Regions from separate parts of the Homo sapiens genome. Here all the other regions are linked to region 6. The links are chromatin contacts, found by Hi-C or POLR2A ChIA-PET in ENCODE. All regions are on one chromosome and are shown on one strand. The core of a region is the stretch at or near the end of the contact, and the rest is flanking DNA. Distances in the headings are between cores, read along the strand shown.

Region 1 (2,996 bases), core at 123-2,622, 540 kb before region 6:
AGCCTAGCCGCGGCATCGTGCCCAAAAAGAACGAACAGAGCAAGCAGTTGTTAACCAGGGACTCAGCCGCATAAGCCTGGCAAGCTCTACAACAACACGCGCGGGTGGGCTCGAGACTTCTCATGATCCACGTGTTTGCTCCGGCGAGGCGAACCTTGGGAAAGTTATCTTCCCAATAAAAGAGTGCACTTTGGTTTCTCGTGTTGGTCTGCCATCAGTAACCCCTCCTTTCAGACCTCATTTACCCGTTCCTGCTTCCACCCCGGCCAGAGAAAGAAGGCATTCCCAGGGTTCGAAAGGCAAGGCAAAAATCTGTACAGCAAGACACTACCACTTTTGCACTCCCGACCCAGTCTGAAACGATCCCTAGTTTCCCCATATTCTTCTGACACATAGATCCCTCAACTTTGGCTACTGGAGCTTTGGGGGGGCGGTGGGGGGGTGATGTTAATGTCCCAGATACCTTGCACTGAGGGCAGAGACCTACTTGACCATTTAACAGAAACGGGAAACCCCATAAACAGAACTAGGTAAAAGGCTGCCCCACAGAGGAATAAAGAAAATAACACCTGCTCTTCCCACCTGTTTTCCCCTCCCTCATTTCTGCACTTACACACCACCGGTCCTTTGTTTACCAAGTCCCCACTCCTACAGCTCACTTCCTCGCCCTCCTTTATTAAACTTGACGTCCTGCCTCAAACAATTTGGCCGGAAATTACTTGTTAGAAAAGACGTTTGCACAGGTGTCAAAACGCTGCGCCAAGTTCTCAGAAAAGCGACGCCGACACCGTTTCCCTTGGAGTTCTAGAACCACGAGACCTAGGCTCTAAACTGAAAAGCGCGTAAGCGTGGCTCTCGACCTAGAGCCCGGCGCCGGGCGAGAAGTCGTCACGCGGACCGTACCACGCGGAGCGGCACCCCACACACGCGAGGGCAGGGCCGAGCCATGGGCGCTTCTCACCCCTCCCGCCTCGTGGCCGCTCTCTCTGGCGTCGATGTTCCCAGTTAGGTAGCTGAGCGACGCGGAAGTGAGGCCGGGGACGCGCGCGAGGTGACATGCGCAGCCTCGCTCAGGGACCACAGGGGCGCGCCAAAGGCGGCCCTGCGCAAGGCCCGGCCTGGCGAGGGCGTGCGAAGCTCTCTCAGCGGAACGTTTCTCACGCCGTTCAAATACACAAGAGCTTCAAACTCTCGAAAAACTCCAATCGGGCCAGTACTAAGCGATGCCCTCCACCCAGGCCCGAGAGTTACCGTGCGGGGCGTGGCCGGCCTCACCCGGAGTCCTTCACATCCCGCTGGGGGCGGGTTATTCTGTTCGGTTCGCACACCGTGTGTCCGCTCCAGCTGAAGAGCCTGCGCGCGCGCACCGGACGTCCACGTCACCGCGCACGCGCTCCTACCCGCTCGGAGCCCGCCGCGCAGGCGCAAAAGGAGACGCGAGCAGCACCTCCCTGACCCCTCCCCCAACACCAGGAGTCCAAACGGCCCCAGAGCAGCAGCAAGACCCTTGGGACCCGCCCCCCGAGTGGAAGCCGCTGCTTTTCCGGGTCCCTGCAACCCAGAAAAGCCTACTGAAGGTTCTAGAACCAAGAAAGGCGAGGCAGGAGGGAGGCACCTAAACTCCTCAGGCTTGCACACGAAGCCTTCGTGGAAACTGTGAAACCAATGCCCGGCGGGCCTTTCTCAACTGTGCCTTTCACCCTTTCCCTAGGGCTCCTCGCCGGCTCCGCCCCGGCCGCGCCCAGCCCCACCCACACGGGGCTCCGCAGACCCCCAACCTCCACAAGCCCGTCAAATGAATCTGAGGTCTTCCACCCCGGAGTACCGGGGCTTGGACAGCTCCAGAGCATTGGGAAACCTTGAAGCCAAAGACCTTGAGAGACGGATGGTCGAGTTTACAACATCCACAACCGAAGACGACTAGGAAAATGGGGAGGAGACCGAAAGACTCAGTGCGCAGTTGGAAAGCGAAGAGTTGCCACTAAATTGCCGGATATAAAGATGAAAGATATCTTGATAAAACAGGGAAACGATGCAGGAGTGTGTTATCTAAGCTTTAGTGCCTTGATCCTGTGCATTCAATTTTTGTTTCTTCAAGACATTTAAGCTATGAGGTGCAAAGAAAGTATTAGTGAATATCTATTATGTGTCAGGCAGTTGCTGAAGTAAATCAATGGACAGTATTTCTCCTAACCTTCAAAAAGTAGTTTTCTTTCTCCTTCTCTACTCCTTACCAGCTGTTCTTTCTTCTGTGCTCCTGACACCAGTAAAAAGGAAGCGTAGTTTCTTAAAAGGCAAAAAAGAAGTAGGGAGTAGGAGAGCAGATTTTGTGGTCAATGATCCAAAACTGCCTTCTTTGATAAGAATTAGCAAGCACTGAGAACCTACTACGTGACATGCTATGTGACAATACAAAACACTATGAAGGAGAATGAGAAGACTAAGGAAGGAGTCAACAGAAGGAGGCTTATCCAACACTACTGATCTGACCTACTTTTTACTTAGGAAGGTCATATTTCTCTACACTTTGCTCTTCCTGAGGAGATATACAACAACATTGACAGAAACTGCTGGAATAGTCTGAACTAGAAAACGTGTAGGCTACTTTAGAGACTTCTGAAGGCATTCTGAAACCCCAAGTCAGGCACGGTCAGCAAGAGCATTCAAGATCCTAGGCAAAATTGAAAAGTAACAGTTTAACACCTTCCTCCTCTTCCCTGAACCCAAGAACTTCTTTCCTACAAGCTGCCCTGTCAGAATCTCCCACCTTACCAAGAATGCCTTCCTCTCAAGGATCTGAGGTTTCCTCATAAAAATTTTCCATTTTCTGGGGAAGAAGTAAATTTATGTTGATTTAGCATTAAAATATATGATCATAAGGTGTGAATGACTGGTTAACAACCATGCATCCCCAAAGAGACAAGTTAACCCAAATGATCTCTCTAACTGGGGGATCTGTGAGGACAACTTGGGAAGAAGGGGAATGGAGATTCTCT
Region 2 (2,700 bases), core at 101-2,600, 790 kb after region 6:
AGCTTCTAGTGCATATGTCAACAACTATATACAGGGATCTAGAAATTTAATGCATCTCTGGCCACTGCAACTAGGTTGACGTACCTGAGCTCCACTACTTTTGGTGCCCTCCTCCTTTCGAGAGCTTCAGCTTACTTAAAAAGAGCCCCTACAGCTCCATCCTTCCCCTGAGTCTTGGGGGAAAGCCCCAGTCACCCCTGCATGTAGGATACACCAGAGCGAGCGGCGCAGAAGGGTTTGGTGCCGGGATCTCCCCACCCCTCCCCCCATCCCCCTACGGCTCAGGGCCCTGGTGCAGCACGGTCCTGGGCAGCAAACCCCCAGCCCCCCGGCGAATCGTGGTCCCTTGGCTGAAGATCTGGCTGCGGGCCTCCCGCTCCGGGGCCAGCCGGCGATGGTGGGAGTGTGAGGGGCGTTCACTCTCGTGGGGGTCACTCCCGCGGGCTCTCCACCCCATCCTGCTGCGAAGTCCTGCCTCTGGGCTTGGGGAGAATGGTTCCCGGCGGCCCCCAGCGCGGAGGGCTTCAACGACTCCCGGGCGCCGCCGCCGTTTCCTCTTCGTCCTCGTCCGGCCCCCGAGGCCGCTCGAGCGGCCCGGCCGGGGGGCTGTCCGCAGGGGGCTCCGGAGGCGCCGGTCGCGCCGCCTGCAGTGGGGGAACGTCGCGCGGCGCCTCGCGGCGGGACGACCCAGTGGTGTTGGGCCCCGCCGCCGCCGCCCCCGAAGTCCCAGACGGGCCAGTGGCGTTGGAGCCGCCGGGGGGCGGGCCAGCGGCTCCCCCCGAGGTCCCGGCGCCCACCGGCTGCCAGATGAGGCTGTAGTAGACGGCGAGCACGATGGCGGCCAGCGACACGGAGAGCACGTAGGCGAACACGGTGGCGAGCCGGACCCACTTCTTGTTGGTCTTGGCCGCCATCTTCGCCTTCTTGTCCCCGGTGTAGGTGGCCGGCTTGCCCCGCTCGGCCGGGGCCGCGTCGCGCTCCTTCATGGGGGGGCCCCGGCCTTTGCCCCGGTGCTCCACGGCCCCGGCTGGAGGGGGCCTGGCGGCCTGCAAGGACTGGGCAGGGGGCGGCCCGGCGCCCTCGGTTCCCGGCGGCCCCGCGCTCCGCCGCCGCTCCTCACGCCGCCCGCCCGCAGCCCGCCACCGCGTTGCTGCAGCCGCCGCCGGGGCCTGGACCAGTCACCGCCGCCAGCGCCGCCGCCGCCGCCGGCCCGTCAGCTGCTTCCCCGCCGCCGCCACAGCCACAGCCGCCACAGCCGCCACAGCCGCCCGGCTCCGCGTCCCCATCCGCCGCCACGCCGCCGCGCGCTCCGCCGCCGCCTGCCCGGCCGCCGGCCGCCTGGTCTCCAGTGGCCGCGCGGACCGCGCGCTCCGCTCCAGCCCGGCTCCCCCGCCTCGCGCGCCGGCAACAGGGGGCGGGGAGAGCGCTGCTGGGGGCTGCCCCTTAAAAGGGCGACGCCGGGGTCCGGAAGTGCCGCGAGGGGAGGCGGCGGCTGCCGGGAGCCGCGAGCCCCGCCGGGACGCCCCGTTAAGAGAGAGTTAAGGGAGGCTGGCTCTTAAACGGGCGACGTCACCGCGACCCCTGGTGGGCTGGCGCGGCGTAGAGTGGAGCCCCGGGCACTTCTTTAAAAGGGGGAACGGCGTTGTGCGAGGCGGAGTGCGGAGCTAGAAGGGGGCGGTCGGAGCGCGAGCTGTCAACTCTGGCGCCTCCCCGCTCCGCCCCGAGGCTCCGAAGTGACAGGTGGAATAGCAGCCTGGGCTTCGGACTCCAGGCCTAGGTTTATCCTCTGGGAGGGGACGGTAAGAGGGATAGGGAAGATACCACGTTCCAGCTCTCAGCTTGCTCCCCGCACCGCGTACCCCCTGGGTGGGTCTCCCAGGCCCATTCACAGCTAAAGAACCTGGTTGACGCCAGGGGTAGGCGGTTCTGGCACCTGGAGCGCTCACTGGGGCCGCAGCTGGTTGTGTTCCTTCCACCCAGTCCAGGCTGGGCTTCGGAGCTCTACTGAAGTCGTCGCAATTGCGTACCCCAGCCCGCCTCACCCCGCCAACCCTGAGCCTCCGGGACAGAGCCACGGACTGAGCTGTTCTCCAGACTCGCTTGCCACCTTAGTCCCAAAGTTCGCCGCAGGTCGCTGGTCCCGCTTTTTGGGTCTTCCAATTCCTGGTTTTGGCCTGGATTTGGACCCAAGGAGCTGCACTGAACCTGAGGAGTTTAACTCTCAGGACTCCTAGAGCGTTTTCACTCTCAGATCCCCTCCAGACCTCAAGGCTTGGGCGGTTGTCCCCTCCCCACTTTCCCATGTGAGGTTTGTCTTCTTTGGCTCCAGGCCAGGCGCCAGGCAGTGGGCTCTGTGCCTGGTCTTTGGACCCCCTAGGTGCTAACAACCCTTCATGCTCAGACTCTCCCTTGCGGCTTTACTTGTGCCCTCCCCCTCCTTCCGCTCTCTGCTCTCCCTGCCTTCTCTCCTCCCCATTCCCTCTCTATAAGGCTTTCCAGAATTCTGGTTCCCTCCTCCTTGGATGCTACTTCCTGTGTTCCCAGAACTGGGCATATGGACTGCCTGGGTGTCTGAATGAGTGAGGGAGACTTGTCTGGGCGTGTGTTGGGGAACAGAACTGTGGTTCTGATGGGGTTCTGTGGGTGAACCCTCCCTCAAGCCCCTGCAAGTGTGAGCCTGACCTGGCTTCTACCCTGTGG
Region 3 (3,008 bases), core at 155-2,654, 520 kb after region 6:
GTTGGACAGCACTGCTTTACTGGCAATATCTAGAGTCAGTATCTTTTACAGTCTATTATTTAACATCGAACACATCATTAATACTACCATTCCAAACATTTTAATTCAATTTACATGTATTTATCATCTTGTAAAGATTTCCAGCCATTCGCAAAGTCAAGAATTATACTGCTTTGACCCTAACCTTTAATTACCAAAATTTTACCACATATTAACTCCCATCTGTAAATCATCTCTCCAACCAACGTCCACCTCAAATGCGGTCTTCTCCACAAATCCATCACCAAAAGCATCAAATAAGCTCTCCCTTTTCCGTGCTCCCACACCACTTTAGAATGTCCTATAATCTTTTACATTCTGTCTTGTATTCTAGTTATTTGTGTATATTAGTTATTTCCCTTTGTAAACCCCTCTAGGTTTGGGAATCATCTGTCCCCGGCCCTATCACAGGATAAGGAACCCAATAAATATCTACAGGATTCGACGGAAGTGAAAACATCAATTTTAATATCTAGACTGGAATAAGCTTCTGCTTTGGTCTTCATCCACATCCTTTATCTGTTAATGCCTATTAAACCTATCTGTAAAATTCCAATCGGCAATACTTTTTCCTCCCTCAAACTTGAGTATTTAAATAAACGTGAAGAATAAGGGCTTAAATCCTGAGGAATAATGAACAGAAGAGGATTTTTAAAAACTAATTTGCGCAGTACTAATATTGACTTCATTTGTTAAGGTTATTATACTTGCAGAAAACGAAAAATCTGTTACGTGCGGCCAGCACTCCGAGCAGACACCTTAAACCACGAAGAGCTGAGAATTTTAAAATCACTCATTGCTGTCACTTCATTTAGAGCCAAAAAAAGCTTAAGTGAGAAATACAAACAGCCGAGAGGTCCCTAGGGAAGAGCGGCAGGGGTGCAAGAAGAGTCCGCGAGCCCTGACAGAGGACGGCAGGGCGGGGCGGAAGAGGACGCCAAGAGAGCGACGGACAAGCAACCCGAGCCGGGTGGCCGGAGGGGCCGAGGTGCAGGCGGAGAAGTGTTAGGGAAGCGGGAGGCGGCACAACGTACAGGCCGAGGAGGGGAAAAAGGGCACAGTGTGCCCGGCCCGGGGCAGGGGCGTCTACTCGGCCCGGCGCTAACGGAGGCCGCCAGGCTGAGGGAGCGTACCCTACCTCCCACCGCAGGAACTTCAGGGCGCCCAGACAAAACCCGAAGCCTTCCCTGAAGCCCAGAACGAAAGAGTCATTCTCTTTACCTGCCGCGGCAAACCTCCTCGACAAATTTTGCGCAGACTTGTTTGGGGTCCACACGCTCTGAGTTTCCTTAGAGCGGAAACAGACAGCCGCCTCTAGCAGTCCGCTCACAACGCCCGGCTCGCCTCAGTGAAGTATTCAAATCTAACCGCCTAGGTGATGCGCACGCGCAAAGCGGCTCTACGCGTCGGCTCCGCCCCTTAGGTTCCAGACCAACCCTATTTCTAAGACTCCTTTAGGGAAACTACTTTCCCAGACTCCGTGCCAATTTTATTTCCTTCAGCTTTATCTCTTTTTCGACCGAATTTCCTCTGCCCCTCCCCAGTGGAGACCTCCCCCACAATCGTGGGAGCGGCCATCTTCTTTCGATTGCTTGCTATGGAAGTGATTGGACTTTGGCTTCCGTACAAAATGGCGGCTTCCATAACATTGCGTCACAGCCCCTTGATATTACTCCCTATAGCAATCAGGAAACAGTAACTTACCGGGACGAGGTGGCCGAGTGGTTAAGGCGATGGACTGCTAATCCATTGTGCTCTGCACGCGTGGGTTCGAATCCCATCCTCGTCGATGTGGTGGCTTACTTTTGCTTGTAACCAAAGTAAATTTGCAGAGCAGAATAAATTTTTTAATAACCAAAGTAAATTTGCAGAGCAGAATAAATTTTTTAATAACCAAAGTAAATTTGCAGAGCGGAAAAACTTGAATACTTATTATTTATTACTCAATTAATCTGGCACCATCAGTTTCAGGCCTGAAATGTTGAAATACAGTATTTGGAACGTTCTGACATCACAGATAAAGAAAAGGGAGGGAAAGAGACTTTCCAGGAATCAGAAATCATGCTGGATTTAATTTCTTTTTATATGGAGTTAACAACAGTGAATAGAATTCCACAATTATTACCATCCCATATGTTCCAATGCTGCTCTGTTCCAACTTTAACACAGCTCCTAACTGAGGAGTTTCAATTATTGTAGACTGTTACTCTGGGGTTTTTAACACCTGTCCTGATTATGAGATACCAGGTTTCACTTCAAAAGCTACCATGAGACACTTTATCCGGTATTTATTATCTACAGGCACCACATGTTTTACATGAATTACATCACTATAACCCTTGATCATGACAAATATTTTTATTACTCCATTTTACAGATGAGGAGACTGAAAGATTAGCTTGCCCGAGGTTATACAGCTTCTAAATTGAAGAAAGGAGAGTGTAACCCAAATCTACTAGACGCTGGCTTAATCACCCTTCTAATCTGTGCTGTAGATTAATAATTAGTATTTATCAATCCTACACTGTGCTGTAGATTAATAATCAGTATTTATCAATCTTTTGCAGTCATGGTTTACAGATTGTCTCCTCCACAAGGCTGTCTGCATTGCACCATGCTCCACAACACGGCCTCTGGCAGGTGCTTCAGCAAGGTTTGGGCACTGAGTATGGAAAGCAGTGGCCCCATTCTCTGCTGGCTCCAGTGGCTTCTTTCTGTTACAGATCCAAATCCGTTGGGAATGTTGATACCTCCTTGGGCTCAGGACATTGAGTCACCCTTCCTTAGCCTTGCTCTCCAATGCATTCTCTACCCTGCTGCTAGGAAGGGTTTCTGCTGGGTTCCACGCATTTCCAAGGGGTCCATGGATAGAATTCAGTGGGTTATTTGGTTCAGAAAAAGATTTCATCCTTATTTCCACACTCCCTAATTGAAAGCACATCCTTCAATAACGGTAAGCAACTAACTAC
Region 4 (2,811 bases), core at 165-2,664, 680 kb after region 6:
CAACAGCGAGCGGCTAGAGCGGCAAGCCAGTGCCGCAGCTCCTCCCGGCGGGCGCCCCGGCCCCCGCAGTCCCCGGGGCAGAGTCCGGCCCCGTCGCCCGCCCCTCGGAGTGGGTGCCTCGGACCCGCTCCCCTCCCCGACGCCACCACCTGCGCCCGCTCCGGCGCCGCCTTTGTCCGGCGCTTCACCGCCAAGCGAGCCCCTCGGGCCCGACCTGACCCGGCCCCCAGCCCCAGAAGAGAGGCGGCGGAGCGAGCAGGGCAAGACCAGGCCGGGCCGCGAGCACAGGGTCCCGCTGTCACTTGGAGGCGGTCTGACAACTTCGATTCCCCCCGCCACACCTCGGACTCGGCCGCCGCCCCGCAAGGTCCCCGCAGGGCCTCCCGCGGCCCACACTCGCTTTTCGAACCGGTCCCCTTCCGTCTTCGGCGCCTCCCTTCCTCTCAGCCCGATCGAGTCGGGTCTACACTACTCCCCCCTGCCGCCCCCGGCCCGGCGCGGCCCTCATCCCCTGCCCCCCATCCAGCAATAACCGGTCAGCTCCCAGCGCGGGAGGGCGCCCCCCACCCTGAGCGGGCGATCCCGCGGCGCCGCCCCCGGCCGCGGCCCCTTGCCTCGGGGACCGCGATGGGGGAGGGGGCGCGGCGGGGGCCTCGCCGCCCGCGCACTCGGAGGCGAGCCGGCTCCGCCGCGGCGAGGAAAGACCGGCGTCCTCCCGCCCTCCGCAGCTCGGGACGCCCGCGCCGCCGCCGCCCGGCCGAGCTGCCACCCTGCGGCCGCCACCCACCCCGCCCCCGGCCTGCAAGGCGGGCGGCCCCCGGGGGCTGTCACCTCGAGGCGCGCCGCGTTCCCCGATGGCGGGACCGTGGTGCCGGACCCAGGGGAGGGAGGTGGCGCGAGCGGGCGGGCGGCCGCACCTGCTTCGCGTCGTCCGTCCGTCCGTCCCTTCCCGGGCTGGCGGGGGCGGTGGCGCGGCGCGCTCGGTGGGGCGCGCTGACGGGCGGCCGGTGCTCTCCCCCTTCGCTCTTCTGCCTACCTCGCTCGCTCCCTCCCTCCAGCTCGCCCCTTCCCCCTCCTCGACCCCGGCCCCTGACTCACCAGAACGGGCGGCGCGGACGGCGCGGCTCTGGGCGCCCGCAGGCCCCGGCCGGGCTGGAATCCGGCGGCTGGAACCCCCCGGGGGCGCTCAATTCCCGGGCTCCACGCTGCTGCGTCAGCGCCTCCTCCTGGGGGCCGGGGCCGGGCGGGCGGAGCGGGGACCGCGGCCGGGCGGGGCCGTCGGGGGGGGCGGGCGCGCCTGGCCGGGGCGGGCGGACGGCGGGGGCCGGACGGGCGGGGCAGGCAGCCGGACGGGCGGGCGGCGGGGGCCGGGCTCCGGGATCCGCTACGCCGCTCGCGGTTCCCCCACAAACTCCCCGAGAGCGGAGCCTCCGCCGCCCTCCTTCCTGCTTCCTCGTCCCCAGCCAATCAGCAGCGCGCCCCTCGGCCAGCTCCGCCAATCAGCCGCCCCGCCCTGCGCTGGCTCCGCCAGCCAATCCGGCCCTCGGCTCCCCCTCCCGGTCTCTGACCAATCAGAACCGTGGGTCGGTCGTCCCAACGCAGGGGGCAGCACGAGGCGGCCGGGGGAGGCGGTGCGGGGAGTGGTGGGGCCTTGGGGGAGGGGTGCCGTGCCAAGGGTGGTGGCAAGGGGTGATTTTCTTTGCCGGCTTCTTGGATTTTTCTCTTCGTCTTCAGAACCTGAGCCCGTATCCCACGGTGACTCGACCCCAATCTCCCAGCTGCTAGCCCCCCCGGAAAAATCTTATCTCCCCCCGCCCTGGCCATCACCCCTCCGCATCCCCTTTCCCCCAAATCCTCCCCAGCACGCGCTGGAGAAAACTGCGGGCCGAGGAACACCCCATCCTCGCCGGAGGCTGCTGCCCCCAGGGCAAAGCTTCAGGAAGACCAGCCGAAAATCAAGCGAGAACAACCCCCCTTTCCTGCAGAAAGGGCCCCAGACTCCTGCAAAAGGGCCCCGACTGCTGAGAAGCCCCTCCCGCCCTTGCCTCATCTTTCCGACTTCCCTGCCTGCCACGTCTCCTTTCCTTTCCAGCAAGGTCGGTCCTGGCTCGGTAACCCCTCACCCGCATCTCTTTTTCCTCTTTCTGCCCTTCACCTACCGCCCCCAACCCCAGCTCCTAATTCACCCTCTTCAGAAGCAGAGTGTGGAGCCCTCATCCATTTCCAGCTGACAGCAGAGCCTGGTCTGTGAGTCCTTGACACCCACACACCCTCTTCCACCACCGCGGGGAACATCAGAGCTCTCCGGGGGAGGGAGAAAGGGGCGGGCAGCCTGACAGGAGCGGCTGGACTCCCTCCCTCGCGTCCCCAAGCTACGGGAGAACCAAGTGTAGACACTTACCTGGCTTCCCCCTAGTCACCAAATGCTGTGGCTCCGTCTCTCACCCCCACAGACGTGCCCTCCCAAGCCCGAGCACGCTCGCGGGGTCAGTGGGGTGGGTGGGCACAGCAGGCTAAGGGCACAGAGAGAGATGGGAAGTCCCTGTTAGGTGCGGGAAGGAGCTGTGTCTTGGGCACCTGGTGGTGCCAGAGCCCGCCTAGGACTTCACTAAGCCCGGGATATGCACACAGTAGGTTCTCGAGAAATGCTGAGTTCACCCCTGAACAAAGCCTCATTCCCAATTCAGGCGGGGGAGGGGAGCTTTAGGAGGTAAAAGGAGCAGCGGCAGAAAGGGTAGTGTCAAGTCACCAGAGCGCTGGAGCAGCCCAGGGAGGGGCTGGGCCCCAGGAACGCCTTGGGCAGAGAGAGGC
Region 5 (2,875 bases), core at 343-2,842, 660 kb before region 6:
AAGTGAAGCGATGGAAAGGAACTTTGCCTCTGAGGATCATCTGCAGCTGAGTGGGATGTGGCTCTTGGCATATAGTGAATGAGATAAGCAATGCTCAAGGGCCATCCAGAACTGTTTTGCTGACAGATATCTGGCTTCTTGCATGTTATTCCTAAGAAGCCAAAAGGCTCCAGTTAGCCTCTTGAAGAGACAAAAAAAATTTGTTTTCACCGTAGGCAAGAGCAATTACCAAGCCAGTAACTCTGACTAGGTGTTTTAGCATATTTCTTTCTGCCACTACAGTCTTACATAACCCCAGCTGTTACGTTAACACCTGCAGCTACATTAGTCACAGCTTAGCCCTTCACAAGGTATGTGTTCCTACTGTCCTCTCCCAAGAAGGGAAACTGAGTCATAGCATATCAACTGGCTTCCCAAGCACATGCTTAGTGTATAGTGAGGCCACAATTGAACCCAGGTGGTCTTCCTACTATTCACCTTTTCTCATGGATGAATCTCAGCATGCCCACCCCTGCTGCTCTTTTTCCTTCAACCTAAAACCAAATCATTGCCTGCAGAGATCATATGTGATCCTTTAGAGTCAACAAGGGCTTCTAGTTATCTTTCCCAAGAAACAGGAAGGTTAACGAGGAACATGGAGCAGGAGAGGGTGGGTTTGGAAAGAGGTGGATCCCAACAGGACTCACCTTGGAGCTGAGGTCCTCTCGTCGGTTTCCTGCCTTACTCCTGCGCAGTTTGATGGATGGAGATCTCAACAGATTCTTGATCCGGCTGGTAATGGTTGACCCTTCCACAGCCATTATGACGAGAAACCCTTTGGGACAGTCCCCGGCCCAGTCCTGGGTCTTGTCTCAACAGCGGCACTGTCTTCCCACTCCAGAGGGCTTCCCAGTATGCCCTCTCACTGACCTGAGATGGCAGAAGCCACCTTAGTATCACAGTGTCTTACCTTCTGCCTAGCGAAGTCTGCAGCTTTTACCTCTGGGTATTGCTCTCACCATTTCCCTCATCCCCACCTTCTAGCCCTGCACAGTTTCTTACAACGTCGGAAGGAAAGGCTCACGAAAAAGGGGGGGAAAATCCTAAGCCACGAAGAAATGCCAGGCCCACGCCCGCCAGAGGCGTTTAACTGGCGAGATGGATGGGATGGGCCCCAGTTGGTCTCGTGGACGATCTGGTTCCCGTTAATGCCCAACTGTTCCCATGGCAACTGTAGTGTCCAAGGGAGGAGGCCGCCGAGACCACCAGGGATTTCCGCAGGCCTGGACACCTGCGCTAGCGCCGGCGGGGACGCGGCGGGGCTCGCCGTAGCCCACAACTCGTTCTGCCACGGGAGCCTCCCTCCCCCACTCCCTATCCTCCAGAGCTCGCTCTCCGCCCTCCACAGCGGCTCTGGACCTTTATCTTTCACCCGCCTCTGAGGCCCCTGCTACTCGTCAGCGCCCCCGTTCGGGCCCAGCCTCACCAGCCTCGGCGAGCTAAGGCCACCCCGCTCACAGCGCCCTCGGGCATCGCGTTCGGCAATTTCAGCTCCGCCGCGGTAGCCGCAGCGGTAGAGGCAGCAGCAGGAGCTATGGTGGCACGATCGGCTCAAAACGCGAACTACCGCCTGGGCCAAGCCGCGGGCTGGGTGGGCGGAGCCGACGCGAGGGGCGCGGCCTGTAGTCAGGAGAGCGCTTCCAGAGTGGACGAGCAAGGTTTACGGGGGCGGAGCCAATGAAAGGGCCCAGGAAGCAGACGGCTTGGGACTAGGGAACCACGGAATCCGCACAATTGCGGGTACCGCTTTTAGAGGAAGGTCAACAGAACATGGCTTCAGAATTGAGAGAACCAAGCCTTTTATGGTATTATCAGGCCTGGTCCCCCATGGAACTGCACTTCCCAGAGCCCCAAGACGATAACCACGCCTCCAGGGTGTTAAGGTTGTCATCTGATAGGCCCGAGGGACCGTAGCTGAAACTCCTAGCTCAGAATTACAAGACTGAGCTACAGCCTAAAAGCTCTGCTCCCAGCGACCACAAGTGTTGAGATTTAAAGCGACTGAAGTAGTTTCTGCTCGCAGCCAGTCCGGCACGTAGACTCAACGTGGAAAGGATTATTCTGAGTAATGCAATTTAATAGCTAAGAACAGTATTTTTGCACTGGGCAACCTGGTCATCATGAAAGGGGAAAGGGTGGCCTTGAACAGAGCTTTGGGCGTGCGGGGGAAAGAGAAGTGAATATGCTATGTTATAATACTTTAGGTTTCATGGCTTCTTTAGCCTCCAACATCCCATTGTGCTTCCTCACCTAAAGCTGACCAGGACTTTGTTGCTCCAGATCTTTTCCTCATTCCATTTACTTATGAATCCTTTTATCTAGGGCTGTTCCTTGCTGAGGTCACTGTCGAGCTTGCTGATACTAGATCGAGGGGTAGTTTTCTAACTCATGTCGGGGGAGGCAGAGGGAATACACGGAAATGTTACATGAAATAGTATTTCCTGAGTATTCTCCACTTGACTACTACCACAAGAAATCACCTTATGAAAAAGCCTAAGCCAGAGACTTGGGTCCCAAGGGAATAGTACACTGGTGTGTCCGTCTCACCCTATCCAGATCTTTTGAATCCCTGTGGAGATGACATGTGTCTGCAAGAGGGAAGAACCTCTAACAAATTATTATACCTTATGAAAAAGCCTAAGCCAAAGACAAGGGACCCAAGGGAGTACTACACTGGTGTGTCTGTCTCACCCTATCCAGATCTTTTGAAACCCTGTGGAGATGACATGTGATAACAAGAGGGAAGAACCCCTAAACTCATTGCTTGTGTACAACGGTGAGCCTTTAGAGCCAAGTGGCAAAGCACATATTTTCTTGTGTATACTGTAGCCACGTA
Region 6 (3,051 bases), core at 275-2,774:
TTTTTCTTTTTGAGATGGATTTTTTTTTTTTTCTTTTTGATACGGAATTTCGCTCTTGCTGCCCAGGCTGGAGTGCAATGGTGCGATCTCGGTTCACTGTAACCTCCGCCTCCCAGGTTCAAGCGATTCTCCTGCCTCAGGCTCCCAAGTAGCTGGACTACAGGCACCCGCCACCACGCCCGGCTAATTTTTGTATTTTTAGTAGAGATGGGGTTTCACCATATTGGTCAGGCTGGTCTCGAGCTCCTGACCTCAGGTGATTCGACCACCTGACCTCCCAAAGTGCTGGGATTACAGGCGTGTGGCACTGCACCCTGACACAAATTTAACTTTTTAAAGGTCAGTTAACTCAGCACAAGAAGGCTACTTGATGACCTTAATAAAGTACTTTTTAGTTAAATGCTAAGGGCCAGGTTAAAATGGATTAAAGAATGAGACCCAAAGGAACTGAATTAACAGCATATTTAACTTTCAGTAAGTTCTAATTCTTATCTACACCTAGGCCTTACCCTAGGCAATTCTCACCACACATCCTGGTAGTTGGGTCGATTACATTTATTATGTTGTCTTTTTTGTAGAGACGGGGTCTCGCTATGTTGACCAGTCTAATGGACTGCTCTGAGACGTTTGGCCTGAGGTGATCCTTCCAGGCAGGAGGATCACTTCAGGCCAGGAGACTGGGAACCAGCCCAGTAGACTGGGCAACATAGCGAGACCCCAAGTTTAGTAAATGTGGGTGGCAGTGGACTCAAATTGTAGAATTGGCACAGGTAAAAGCAATTATTCGCTTTTCAGAGGCACACTGTGTGGATGTGAGAACAGGCTGGCATTTCCGATAACAGGTCTGCGTGTTCCCAAGTCCTTGTATCCCACAACCTTCACGTAGACATCTTATCTAACTATGCTGTCCTACCCAACCTATAGCGTTCTTGCTCCCAGAGTCTAAATGGGAGCCCCAAACTAATTACTGTATAGTAGTCGAACTACACACCAGGCACTTCCCCGACAATCTACAACCCCATCCAAAGGGGTCAGAAACTAGTAACAAAATACCAGCTGCGAGCCTCTCCTTCCCCTAAAGAGATCTTATCAACTTGGCTGCACCTTCCCACCTCTAGCCTGCGGGAACAAATATCCCAGGATCCCGGGCGGTTTCGATTGACGTTACTTCCGGGAAAAGTAACCTTGCATCGGCGGTTGCGGGCCTGGAAAGCTCTCGCGACATTTTCTCCTGCGAGATCTGCTTGCTCACTGTAGCGATGACATCCTCCTCCTCCTCCCCGCCGCCTTTCGGCAATCTTCGCCAGTCCCAGTCCCGACTAATCTGTACTCAGATGGCATGGATCAGGGTCTCCCCTCGAACCCCGGTTCGCACGGGGCGTCAGGTGGCAGCGGCGGGGTGCGAGCTGCGCGAGGCCGACGGCAGCGGCACTACGGGTGGCCACGGGCAGGCGACGAGCAGTGAGTGTGGGCGGGGTGGGGGTAAGCCACCCGTGTAGCGGCTCGATTGTTCTGGCCTGGCTATGGCGCCTCTCCTCCCCCCCGCCATGGCTCCCCGTGTCCCTGCTCCGCTCCTCTCAGTGAGTGAAAGTGGCCGCCGCCGCCGCCGGCCCAGCGCCCGCAGCCGCCTCAGCGCCGCCGCCATCTTGGGGTCCCAGGAGCCGCGGAGGGAGCGAGCTAGGAGCGTCCACGCCCAACGCAGTCACCGTCCCACGGCCTCAGAGAGCGAACCGCGGCTCCACCGTCGGCGGGGCGACCCCCCCCTCCGGACCCCGCCCGCACCCCGCCCCCCCTCCGCCGCCGTCGCGGCGGCGGGGCCAGGCGGCCCGAGGTGAGGCAACTAGACGTGGGCGGGCGAACGGAGTGGGGGTTGTGTAGGTCTTGTTGCGCCCCTCTCTGCGGGCGACAACTGGGCCGCGTCTTAAAGGGGCCGTCGCCCCCGGCCCTTGGATTTGTTGGGGTTAGTATGGAGGATGGGTGTGGACACTCCCCGCAGGGTTGGGACCTCAGGGACTAGGGCCTTGTCCTTCCCGTTTCATATCTCTGGAGACCCGGGGTCATGCGGTGACCTCAGCCACCTGAGGAAGCCCGTGGGGCGCCCACACGTGGGGAGTGTGTTAGACCAGGTGCACGTGGGACCCGGTGGGGCGGTGTCGGGCTAACACGTGTGTAGGTTTGGGGGTGGGCAGGGGCAGGGCGGAGGCTGGAAGGCCTTGAGTGGGAACCCCGTGAAGGTTGTGTATCTGTCATTTTAAACAAATGAGATCTAAGGGCTTGTTAGTGTGTCATTTTGTAAGGGGCAAGTTGAGATACGGTTGAATGGTGCACGCTGCTGGCTGGTGTTGGGTGGGGGCAGGCTGACACCTGCATAGACTTGGGAGTGTCTAGATGACACCTCTTCTGGTTTTTTAGGTTTTTACATAGCGACTAGGAAAGTGTCATCCTATTTTGACATTCCTTCTTGAGCTCGCTAATGGAAAGTACTACTTCCGTAATCTCCGAGGCTAGAAGCCCCCTACAGTTTAGGAATGACAGAACCTAGGCAGCCACTTACTATTCTAGTTAACAGCCAACTGTGCCTGGAATTCTTTGATTCACACACTGTCTCTAGTTTGATGTACTTGTTAGAAATGGGGGAAGGAATTTGGAGGTTGACCTGGCTAACGTCACAGGTTACTTTTCCAGTCAGTGACTTTCATTATTTCCTCCACAACAAAATTATTGTGGCTTTTCAGTGGCAACTTAAATTAAATAATAGCTTTATTGAAATATGATTCAAATACCAAAAAATTCCGCTTTCTAAAGCGTATAATTAAGTAATTTTCTGAAACTATATTTATTAAATTCTGTAGCCATCAACCACTATTTAATTCATCACCCTAAAAGAGAATCTCTAGAAGCCATTTAGCAGTCACTCCCCATTCCCCCTCCCTCCAGTCTTAGGTAACTATTAATATATTTTTTGCCTAAATTTACCTAAAAAAGAAACATATGTATCTTTCTTTGCCTAGTTTGTTTCACTTAACATGGTGTTTTCAAGGTTCATCCGTG

What was found. A loop is a pair of places that touch in the nucleus more often than their neighbours do. ChIA-PET counts read pairs that join two places held with the same protein, here RNA polymerase II (POLR2A). Pooled maps may share reads with other maps.
Region 1: a loop to region 6 is called in a map of naive thymus-derived CD4-positive, alpha-beta T cell, with 22 times the contacts of the local background. The contact joins the promoter of MGA here to the promoter of INO80 in region 6. A Hi-C loop is called at or near these places in 1 of 168 maps with a recorded cell type or tissue (naive thymus-derived CD4-positive, alpha-beta T cell), 2 of 37 single-sample maps with no recorded cell type and 14 of 50 pooled maps. POLR2A ChIA-PET finds 5 or more read pairs at or near these places in 1 of 52 experiments (GM12878).
Region 2: a map of naive thymus-derived CD4-positive, alpha-beta T cell shows a loop between it and region 6 (10-fold over the local background). The contact joins the promoter of INAFM2 here to the promoter of INO80 in region 6. A Hi-C loop is called at or near these places in 1 of 168 maps with a recorded cell type or tissue (naive thymus-derived CD4-positive, alpha-beta T cell) and 7 of 50 pooled maps. POLR2A ChIA-PET finds 5 or more read pairs at or near these places in 1 of 52 experiments (activated CD4-positive, alpha-beta T cell).
Region 3: a loop to region 6 is called in a map of B cell, with 23 times the contacts of the local background. The contact joins the promoter of KNL1 here to the promoter of INO80 in region 6. A Hi-C loop is called at or near these places in 7 of 168 maps with a recorded cell type or tissue (B cell, CD4-positive, alpha-beta T cell, CD4-positive, alpha-beta memory T cell and 4 more), 3 of 37 single-sample maps with no recorded cell type and 19 of 50 pooled maps. POLR2A ChIA-PET finds 5 or more read pairs at or near these places in 4 of 52 experiments (activated CD4-positive, alpha-beta T cell, activated CD8-positive, alpha-beta memory T cell and activated T-cell).
Region 4: a pooled map shows a loop between it and region 6 (11-fold over the local background). The contact joins the promoter of BAHD1 here to the promoter of INO80 in region 6. A Hi-C loop is called at or near these places in 8 of 50 pooled maps. POLR2A ChIA-PET finds 5 or more read pairs at or near these places in 2 of 52 experiments (WTC11 and activated CD4-positive, alpha-beta T cell).
Region 5: a loop to region 6 is called in a map of B cell, with 10 times the contacts of the local background. The contact joins the promoter of MAPKBP1 here to the promoter of INO80 in region 6. A Hi-C loop is called at or near these places in 1 of 168 maps with a recorded cell type or tissue (B cell), 2 of 37 single-sample maps with no recorded cell type and 9 of 50 pooled maps. POLR2A ChIA-PET finds 5 or more read pairs at or near these places in 1 of 52 experiments (HepG2).

What each region holds. Positions count from the first base shown.
Region 1 is chr15:41,658,781-41,661,776 of GRCh38, reverse strand. It overlaps MGA (MAX dimerization protein MGA), which reads right to left and starts at 1,372. Exons shown (of 24, transcript NM_001400225.1): 1 at 1,252-1,372.
Region 2 is chr15:40,322,342-40,325,041 of GRCh38, reverse strand. INAFM2 (InaF motif containing 2) reads right to left here and starts at 1,350. Exons shown (of 1, transcript NM_001301268.2): 1 at 1-1,350. The coding sequence starts at 986. The coding sequence ends at 525. LOC112268152 (a long non-coding RNA gene) reads left to right here and starts at 1,399. Exons shown (of 3, transcript XR_002957721.2): 1 at 1,399-1,799. RefSeq lists silencers at 643-872, 883-962, 1,293-1,662.
Region 3 is chr15:40,592,645-40,595,652 of GRCh38, reverse strand. It overlaps KNL1 (kinetochore scaffold 1), which reads right to left and starts at 1,404. Exons shown (of 26, transcript NM_144508.5): 1 at 1,261-1,404. TRS-GCT4-2 (tRNA-Ser (anticodon GCT) 4-2) reads left to right here and starts at 1,747; the gene lies at 1,747-1,828. RefSeq lists enhancers at 925-1,244, 1,465-1,684 and a silencer at 1,805-1,854.
Region 4 is chr15:40,439,556-40,442,366 of GRCh38, reverse strand. BAHD1 (bromo adjacent homology domain containing 1) reads right to left here and starts at 1,414. Exons shown (of 7, transcript NM_014952.5): 1 at 1,099-1,414. RefSeq lists silencers at 1-58, 79-198, 919-978, 1,427-1,612, 1,039-1,708 and enhancers at 364-863, 864-1,365, 2,171-2,708.
Region 5 is chr15:41,773,201-41,776,075 of GRCh38, reverse strand. MAPKBP1 (mitogen-activated protein kinase binding protein 1) reads right to left here and starts at 1,592. Exons shown (of 31, transcript NM_014994.3): 1 at 1,466-1,592; 2 at 687-909. The coding sequence starts at 800. RefSeq lists an enhancer at 2,096-2,145.
Region 6 is chr15:41,114,753-41,117,803 of GRCh38, reverse strand. It overlaps INO80 (INO80 complex ATPase subunit), which reads left to right and starts at 1,524. Exons shown (of 36, transcript NM_017553.3): 1 at 1,524-1,831. RefSeq lists enhancers at 1-320, 1,037-1,136, 1,102-1,881, 1,947-2,026, 2,077-2,126 and 2 more and a silencer at 1,577-1,846.